2 separate regions of the Homo sapiens genome follow, and region 1 is linked to region 2. Evidence: chromatin loops called from intact Hi-C (ENCODE). Cell type or tissue: Caco-2. All regions are shown on one strand.

Region 1 (5,000 bases), 230 kb after region 2:
GGATTAAATCACATACTGGCATATTTAAGCTGGATGTCAGTCTGGAAAATGAATTTACTATATTAATGGAAATACCACTCTGTGTATGCATTTTGTCGTATATTTAAGAAAAAGCTAAAGAGAATGAAAATCGTATGACAATAACTTAAGTCTTTGTTCAAAGTGCGTGCAGTCTTTTGCAATACTTCATTCAGCCAAGTATTCTTTTCCTCATTCAGTATAAGGCAGCTTTCAATTTGCTCAGAAGGCAACATTAGAAAGTTAGAGTTCAACAGAAACATAGAATTTTAAAATGTGAGTTCAACTGAAAAAAATTGAATTTCTGTGGAAAGTAAAGAATCAAAATACCTAAAGATTGCAATATATGATAATCATTTTTAAAGTGTTTGATTAAACCTGATAGGTTTTCCAGAAATGAAAAAATCAGTTCTAAAACCAAAGCTGATTTTTAGAAAATTTGAAAATGTAAATCAGCCCTATCCATAATATAGTTTCTCTAAAACTTTATCTTAAAGAGTCATTTTAAAATAATATAACTATTAAATAATGTAACTGCTATCTTAATGTTTTGAAATTAGTTAAAACATTTTAAAATATGAATACTGTGGTTTAAAAGAAAGAAACAGGTGGGGGAGGGGAGTAGAGAAAGAAATGCCAATTCCAGTCCAAAGCTTTATTTGCCAAGTTTTCTTAGAATGACTTTTACCAACTTATGAATTCTTGTAAACAGAATGTATAATGGAAATACTGAAAGACGTTTGCCTTAATTGGTATTATTGACTGCTGCTGTGATGCCACTGTAATATAATAAATTAATAAACTATTGCAAAGTGCTGGTTTTGCCTTAAAATTTTTTTTTGTATGTCTTGAAAACTACAGTATTAAAGGAACTGAGACTGCAAATGCTGGGCAGGCTTGGCATGAGATAATCTGTTTTTATTTTTACAAAATTGTAATATAACTCTGCAAGTATGTTTATTAAAAGAGCACAAACTACAAAACAGTTATGGGATTTAAAAAGTTATGGCATGAAAAAGCTATGGGATAAAAAATGTTGTGGAAAAGTTGTGGCAAAAAAATTGTGGAAAAGAAGTAGAAAAAAGTTTTGCGAAAAGTTATAAAAAAAGTTATGAAAAAGAAGTTAAGGGATTAAAAAGCAAGTCATGGGACAAAAATAAAAATAAATAAAAGCAGGCCGCTGTCAGCAAAGCCTGGAGAAGTGGGGCTGGAGTCTCCACCCCCACCATGTCCCTAACACCCCTTCCCAGTCACCCCTTTACCATTAGGGTAGCAAGACAAGACCCCTGTTTAATGGGGGCAGACGAACAGATCCTTTGCCACCTTGACCAGGGCTGAGTCCTTAAATTTCTGGATGATGATGTTTGTTATTTACGAGCCAGAGGCTGGTGGAGTTGGTTTGTTTGGAGGAGGCCTAATGGCCTTCTTATTCGCACCGAAGCAACTTTTCCCTCTGGGGGGCTCCCATCTTCTTATTCAGAGGCACAGCTGAGTCAGGACAGTGGGGCTAACTGTAGACTAGGTGAGGGCATAGGCTGCTGGGGTGGCCCCCCTTCCCCAGTGTACATATTGTATCTGTGTAACGTTTTGTATATTCTAGGGGGTAGGGCCACCCCCTGTATTGTACCTAGCAGAGGTTGGAGCTGGTATACGGGGAGGAGGTTCTAATAATTATTTGTGGCTGGGAAACTTATTTATTGATAGCATAGGACAGAGGAAGGAGGTGGGGATGGGGTCGTGGCTCCCTGGTGATGTGACTCCTGTTTATTTTGCTTTTTATTTTGGAATAAATGGATTTAGCCATACTGCTTGACCTGGTGTGTTCCTGTTTCCCTCACTGGGTCCTGGAGTTTGTGCCACTGAACGAGGAGCCCCAGAGTGTCTGAGCATGTCCAGCTGGGCTGTTGGGACATTCCAGGCCTGTTACCTGTATGCTGCCTGGTGACACCTGGAGGATTTCACAGGGACTGCCATGACGCCTATGGGGTGAGTCCAGCCCTGACAGCCAACAGGCTCAGAAGCCTGATCTAGTGGTGACTGGAAAGGCAGGTACCAGCATCCAAGGGCACTGACTTCCATCCACCCCAGGCATCTTCCGTTCTCCGTCCCCTTGCCTGCCTCTCCTGTCTGCACCTGGTGGTCTGTTCTGTCTGTCCCTCCAGAGTGCCAGCTGCCCCACAGGCTCCCTCCAGGCTGAGTTCATGGTCCTGCCCTCTAGTGGCCAGAGCCAGCTTCACAGGGTAAGAACCAGCTAAGCTCCAGGGGCTTTCCAGGAAAAGTGTCCCTTGCAAAGGGTGTGGCCTTTTCACCACTCCCAATAGCACCCTAGAAATGGCTTGAACTTTCCCCTCCCCAGAGCTCCGCAGAGAACACAGCCAGCAGAGGACACATTCCCTGTCATCCAGAAATGGGTTTGATTCTCAGCTGAGGGACAGCAGAACTGGTAGACTGTCAGGCCACACAGCTGCCTGCACAGCAACCCCATGCTTGGTGGGGGAAAGGAAGGATGGTGGGGGCTGGCAGGCCACGGGCCGGGCAGGACAGCGAGGCTCACTGGAGGTGGTGCACTGTGGAGGGGCAATGTCAGGGGACAGCTTTCTCTTGTTGGGCCACAAGACTCCACAAGGACAGCACAGTGACTGATTCCCAGCACTACAGGTGAGGCAGTTGGCCAGGTATGGGGGTGTGTGTGTGTGTGTGTGTGTGTGTGTGTGTGTGTGTGTTATCTATAAATATATATATGCATACGAGTATTTACAGATTTTTTCTTTTTTCTTTCTTTCTTTTTTTTTTTTTTTTTTTTTGAGCCGGAGTCTCGCTCTGTTGCCCAGGCTGGAGTGCAGTGGCACGATCTTGGCTCAGTGCAACCTCTGCCTCTCGGGTTCAAGCAATTCTCCTGCCTCAGCCTGTGAGTAGCTGGGACTACAAGCACCTGCCACCATGCCCGGCTAATTTTTGTAACTTTAGTAGAGATGAGGTTTCACCATATTGGCCAGGCTCATCTCAAACTCCTGACCTTGTGATCTGCATGCCTCGGCCTCCCAAAGTGCTAGGATCACAGGCGTGAGCCACCGCGCCCGGCCTATTTATAGATATTTATAGAACAGGGCAGGGGCATACCACAGAGGTGGCACAAGTTTTCAGCAACAGTCACAGCTGGATATGTCAGCTCTCCACTACAACAGACTAAGTCACAGATGAAGCTTTGGGGCTGGGGGAGCCGCTGTCAAGTCACAGAACAGCCACCCAGGCAGGCTTGGAAAGGGAGGTCTCTGAGAAGAGGAGGGATCTGTTTAGAGGTCGAAGTGGGGCCTGAGGCTCTCAGGATGGGATGGATTTTCCTGACCCGATCGATTGGCTGGCAGTTGGAGAGAAAGCAGAGAGAAAACGGTAGAGAGAAAAGTGGGCAGAGAGCTGGTGAGGCAAGCACAGAGCAGGGGCAAGCTGCAGGAGCTGTGGGAGGGCCGGGGAAGGGAGGGTGCAGGTGTGGGTGTGGCAAGGTTCCTGGAAGAGAGGGGCTGGAAGGGAAAGGGGAGGAAGATGGAGGGAGGAGCTGGAGCTTCACAGGTAGGTCCTGGGGGCTGTGGTGGCCCTCCACACCCTACACACACTGGCCTCTCCCACGGCACCTAGGCAGTGTACCCACAGTTCAGACCAATGCTCAGCCCCCTCGGGCTTCCCTCTTCTCTGGTCACCCTGTCTTCCAACCCACTGGCCCAGGGCTGCCTCTCACCTTGGGGAGCCCCACACAACAGCCGCCAGGCCTAATAGAGAAAGAACACTGCTTGAACCAGGGTGGTGAAGCTAAAAGGGATGGATGGCTGGAGGGTGCACCTGAGGCCCTTCTGGGTGGTCAGAAAGCCCAGGACCCTCTGAAGGGACCCTGGGGGAGGCAGGGAGAGCAGGCAGCTGGATGCCACTGGCCATAGACTTATAAGTCTAAGAGGGGAGCCTCAGCTGGTTGGGGGGCTGCAGGTTGCATAGGTGAGGCTGGGCGCTTCCTGCTGGGAAAAGCAGAAGAGGGAGAGTCCATGGCAGGGAAGGCGGGTGGGCTCACTGGGTGGAGCTCAGCTGGGCCAGCAGGTACTGTGGTCCCCTTGGCTGAACAGCATAGGCAACCCCTAAGAGCAACAGGCCAAGGTGCATGAGGCCGCTGGCTGGTGGTAGTGCTTCAGCGGGGGCCAGGGACCCTGGCTTCAGCCACATGCTAGCAGCTATGATGGTACCTGGGAGAGAGGGAAGGGGGCTGTGTGTCCCTCCCTGGCCTGTGAGGTGTGTTGTGGGATGACTGTGTGCATGGGACTCTCAAGGTTTTATCCTAGATCACCACTGGATTGCCGACAGATAGAGGAGGTGGGACCCTGACTATCACACCTGCTCTGCACTCCCAGGCTGGGAGCTGGATGCCCTGCCCTGCCAGCATGACTCAGACTGCATGACAGGTGTGCCCAAGATGACGTTCATAGGTCTCTGGCCGCCTCAGAGTCCAGCCCCACACACAACCCCTTCCAAGTTCCCAGCCCCTACACCATAAACCACGAGCTCTCTGCCCTCTCTGATAGTTCCAGAAAGCACCCATGCCTGCCAGCTTGGGCATGGAGTCTGTTCCAAGAGCCCCCAGGCTCAGTCATGGAGGCTGGTGGGCTTTGGGGCTGTGGGGGCCAGCCCTGGTACCTGCGTCCAGCTGGGACGCTCTGCACCTGCAGCCAGGAGTCATCCACGGGTCCCCATGACCATGCTGACGGTGTTTGTGCTGATGTCACTGATGATGCTGAGCGCCTCCTTCAGCACGTGTTGCATGCACAGCATCTCATCACACCGCCATGCCTGCTCTGCCGACTCCTCCATCAGCGTGTTCTGGTCCCCACGCGAGTACAGGTTGTCCAGCAGCTCCAAGAAGATGAACTCCTTGGTCTGAGAGTGGGCAAAAAGGTTGGGACCTGATGCCTGTGCCACTCTGGCCACCCCGTCGGGCCCTGCTG
Region 2 (5,000 bases):
TGAATTTCTCTAATGATCAGTGATATTGAGGTTTTTTTCACTTGTTTTTTGACCACATATATGTCTTCTTTTGAGAAGTGTCTGTTCATGTCCTTTGCCCACTTATCTTTTTTTCTTACAAATTTGTTTAAGTCCCTTGTAGACTCTGGATGTTAGACCTTTGTTAGATGGATAGATTGCAAAAATTTTCTCCCATGATTCCCTGAATACACTCTTGATAAGCAGAATATGAAAATTCAGCTTTTGCAATTTGAATCATATTTTCCAGTAGATTTTAACACGATCTTTATATTGATTGTTCTAAGCCCTGCAGTTCTAGCCCTTTGGAACTAATATTTGAAATAAGCTCAGGGATATTCTCTGGATCCACGCTCTCATAGGAGAACCTGTTGGTGGTTCCATTTTCTCCCCTGGGAGGCTCCTCTGGGGGGTGTTGGTGCTGCAGGAGTGACAGGTGTGTAGCAGGTGTGGGTGAGCTGTGCTGACAGCAGTGGAGGGACCTGTGTGTCCTGAGTCCTCAAATGAGGCAGCAAATCTGCTAGATGCATCCTGGGATGCTGAACTGCGGAGGACTTCTTCCCAAGTACCGGCCCGCAGCCCAGTAACACAGCGCTTGGGCCGCCCAAGGCCACTTCCTGTTGGGGAAGAGAGAGAGACTTCAAGTGCAGAACTTGGTGACAGAGCGCTGAGGCCAAGTGGCTGTTGGGACTGATACCCAAACAAAAAGAAGGCAGACCTCACATCTCAGGTCAGTCACCACTGACACAACCCAGCACCTGACGGCACCTGGGACATCTGACAAACGCAGAAGCCAAAACCCAAATGACAGACGTTCAGAGGGATGAATTCCTGCTGGCAACTTGTGCACCGAAAACATCAGAAATATGCAGCTCAGAAAAAAAAAAAAAAGGTGATTGACCGTCCAAAGTGTCTACTTTTGAAAATTATTTCTTAAAGTTAACATTTTTCACAAAAACATAAATTCATTGGGTTAGAATCGACCCCAAGAAATCACCTGGTCTAGTGTCTAATTCTTACCTCCAGAAGGAGCAGCTCTTAAGCCATGCCAAGCAAAACAAAACAAGACCAACAAAACCACCTGCCCCTTCCCTTTCTTCGAGTTTCTAGAGGAGATTTGACCAGGAACCGCTGCTTTTTTCCCTTCGCCATTAGTACATCGTTGTTAACGTCTGACTGTGGATTAAAACAGACCTGGATTAGAATTCATACTTCTCCATGTACAGGCTGTGCACACTTAAGCACTACCTAACTCTCAGAGCCGCACTTTCTCCATCTGTAAAATGAATACCAGGATATGCACCAATTAGAGGTGCTGCAAGGCTTGAATAAAAAAAATATGTTAACAGCTATACGTGATGCTTGGCCACTATGAATAGCCAATCCATAAACACTTGGCCCCTTGTCTTCCCTCCTCCCTGTCAGGAATAGTTGGGTTATCATAATAACTCCCCCAATATCATAATAATTGGGGGAACACTACTAAAGTTTAATGGTCAGATGTTCCACTTTGCTTATGTCAGCCCTGTAAAGTGAAAAATCATCCCATGTCCTAGACGATTTCCAAGTATACAGCTGAACATTCATACAGGTGAAAAACCCACAGGTAATGATCTCAGCCCAAACACAAATTTTGCAGACAAATGTAGGCATTTTTTGTTTTATTTTATTTTATGTAGAGATGGCAGTCTCGCTATGTTGCCCAGGCTGGTCTCAAACTCCTGGCCTCAAGGAATCCTTCTGCTTCAGCCTTCCAAAGTACTGGGATTACAGGTCTGAACCATCATGCCCAATTAGGCCTTTTTATTAACATGGTTATAAGTATATGACATTTTCTCGTACATTTTGTTGTCAATCAAGGGTAGACTTTTTGTGTGTGTTGTTTGTAACTTGGCCAAGAATTGTTGACAATTTTGTAAAATCAGATTAATAATGTTAATGCCCCCAGAAGTATATAAATCATGAACACAGCATACCTATGTCAGTACATATTGTAGTGGTTAAGTTCCTGAAGATTCCTCACAGAGAGAAATGGACTCTACTGATTCCTTATGTCACAGTTGTTGCACTGCATAGATTTAAAAATAAATTTTGGGTTGCAATTTCAAAATAGTAAAAAGACTTTTTAAAAAATATTGTATTGATAAGCAAATGGGGTCACTGGGTGTGACAGGGCTGAGGGCCCTTGCAGTTGCAAAAGCTTGGACTTCCCAGCCAACCAGCCCTGGAAGGTTCTCCGTGGCCTCCCACTCCATTCATTCATTTGCAGGAGCAGCCCTTCATTGGGGGGATCCCAGGGGCTGCCCCTAGGGGCCCCTCTCATGCACCATCGGCATCAGGCCTTGATGCTTAGAAGCAGCCGGCTCTGAGTGAGTGTGGATGTGGCTGCCTTCCCTGCTGATCCCCAGGGAAATCCCCTAGCATTCCCCACTCACCTGAACTTGACTTTCCCTCCAGCCACAGGCCCTAAGAGAAGCCAATGATCTTCCTCCTCGCTGCCTGTCGCTGAGAGGGGAAGATCGCCAGGGGATCCAAGGCCAAAGCCCAGTGCTCTGGGGCAGTCCCAGCTGGGATCCCACTTCCTCATTTGCTCTCTTCCGTTCCCCTGCCAGCTAAGGTTGTCAGGCTTAGCAAATACATCTGCAGTATTTGAGATATGCTTCTACTAAGCCATGCGATGTTTAAGATATCTAATACAAAAAAAAAATTGTTGTCAATCTGAAACTCAAATTTAACCAGCATCCTGTATTTTCTCTGGCACTCCTACTCCCCATGCCTCTCTGGAGTTGAGAGGTAAGAGGCCAGCAGGGAAAGAGGTCTGGCAGTCACCTGCCTCAAACTTCGGCTGAAGAGGCAAGAGCTGCCCTGGGGGGCCTGTTGCTCTCTTCATTCCCAGAACCAAATGCTGTCCTCAAGTTATCCCCAGTCCCCCCTTCTCCTGAGTAAGGAGCATTATATTTAGGGTAGGAAAACACCAGTATGACTTTTATACTGATGATCTCCAAGATCTTCTAATTTTAAAGTGAAACAAGGAGATACATAACCTTTGTGATCCCAAGAGAATGGCTGCATGAAGCTGTATGGATTCCCTGATAATGCTAGTCTCAGAATCAGGGCACAATGGCAGGATCTTAGGGATCATCCGCTGCACCAGCCCATCTTACAGGTGAGCAAACTGAGGCCAGAAAAACCAAGTGACTTCCTCTTGAGTCCCAGAACAGCATTCTTTCTAGGCTGCTATATGAATAAGACAAAGGGGGGGGTCTTTTCTTCATGGAAGTCCCTTCTCTCTCACTAGAGCGAGAGCTGTTTTCCTTTCTCTGTCTTTTGCCTATTAAATCTCTGCTCCTAAACTCCTGTGTATGTCTGTGTGCTAAATTTTCTTAGCACAAGATGATGGACCCAGGTATTTACCACAGACAACATAGCTGCTTCACTGACATGTCAGCAAAAGGGACACAACTGGAGATACTGGTTATTTTACCAAGGCTTTGACTGGAATGGTGAAATTTGCTTTAAGGAATCAAACTTGACTTATAGAGCCAATACAAGCTCCTTGGGAAAACTGGCCTCACACCTTGTCTACACAGTCCCTGTACAGGGTTCCTGACCTTTGGCTGACACAGCAAGAAAGCCCTCACCAGATGCTGATCCCTCAGTCTTGGACTTCTCAGCCAACAGAACCATGAGCAAATAAATTTCTGTTGATTATAGATGGAAAAAAAAAAGGCAAAGGGGATCCTACATTACAGTCCCAGTGGGCAAAGCAGTCAGCCCCTAAACTTCCTATGCAACTCTTGAATCTCCAAAAAAGTTATAAGCAGATGCATCACAAAGAAAACTCTGTCTATGGGGCAATAATCAGCTATCAGCAAATCTTGATACTTTGAAGGTGGAACCCAGGGACTGTGGAAATAAATAAGGATCTTCTAATTCTAGATTTTCTTGAAGGCAAAAACTTTGTGAGGCTTACATAAAATGTGTGACATGGAGTACATGCCCTCTGCTTTCAACAGTGAGGGTCTCTTCAATCTTGTACTAGTCCCTGGAGGGCTTTAGCACCCTCCCAGTGGCTAACTTACGACATTGTATTTCCTAGAATCTAGGCAGGTGTCTCAACCTTAGTGCTGAATAATTCTTTCTCACAGGGCACTGATAATTCTGTGTCTTGTAGAATGTCTAGCAGCATCCCTGACCTCTACCCATTAGATGCTGGCTGCATCCCCACTCAGTGACATTCAAAAATGTCTTCTAAACATCTGCACTAATATGTTTATCACAGCTCTATTCACAATAGCAAAGATATGGAATCAACCTAAGTGTTTAGCAATGGAGAATTGGACAAAGAAAATATGATATATATATCATTATACTATATATAGAATAATTATATATTATTGTACATATAATTGTATATAAAATATTTAACTATTATATATAATATATTAATATAATATAGTATATATAGTGTATACATAGTATAACATATAGTATATATTTATATATTATATTTATATATTATAGTAATATAATAATATATAATATATAATTATTATGTATATAATATAATATATTGTTTATATAATGTAATATATTAAATGTTATTATATATTACATAATATATTATGTACATGTATACTAATATATAATATATTATATAATTATATATAATATATACACACATCATGAAATACTATTCAGCCATAAAAAAGAATGAAATCATGTCTTTTGCAGCAACATGGATGGAACTAGAGGCCATTATCCTAAGTGAAATCACTCAGAAACAGTCAAATATGGAATGTTTTCATTTATAAGTGGGAGCTGAAGAGTGGGTACACATGGACACACAGAATAGAATCACAGATATTGGAGACTACAAAAGGTGGGAGGGTTGGAGGGGGTGAGTGTTGAAAAATTACCTATTGGGTACAATGTTCACTATTCAGGTGATAGGTACACTAAAAGCTAAGACTTCATCACTA

Evidence for each region. A loop is a pair of places that touch in the nucleus more often than their neighbours do. Peaks named below come from ENCODE experiments on the same cell type or tissue, not always from the same donor. Only the 100,000 strongest peaks of a DNase experiment are listed, where the experiment ranks them.
Region 1: it touches region 2 in a loop (11-fold over the local background); 11 of 110 quality-filtered maps call a loop at or near these places.

Annotation. Positions count from the first base shown.
Region 1 is chr10:30,357,086-30,362,085 of GRCh38, reverse strand. It overlaps the pseudogene DNM1P17. Among named protein-coding and RNA genes, the nearest start is that of MIR7162, 9.1 kb to the left of the region's middle. RefSeq lists enhancers at 1,873-1,922, 1,806-2,410. In Caco-2, a CTCF peak has its summit at 2,164; a DNase peak (open chromatin) is centred at 1,985.
Region 2 is chr10:30,585,240-30,590,239 of GRCh38, reverse strand. LOC105376479 (a long non-coding RNA gene) reads right to left here and starts at 2,554. Exons shown (of 4, transcript XR_930794.4): 1 at 2,454-2,554; 2 at 1,995-2,086; 3 at 1,039-1,194; 4 at 1-635. In Caco-2, no CTCF peak of the experiment used is centred here; no DNase peak of the experiment used is centred here.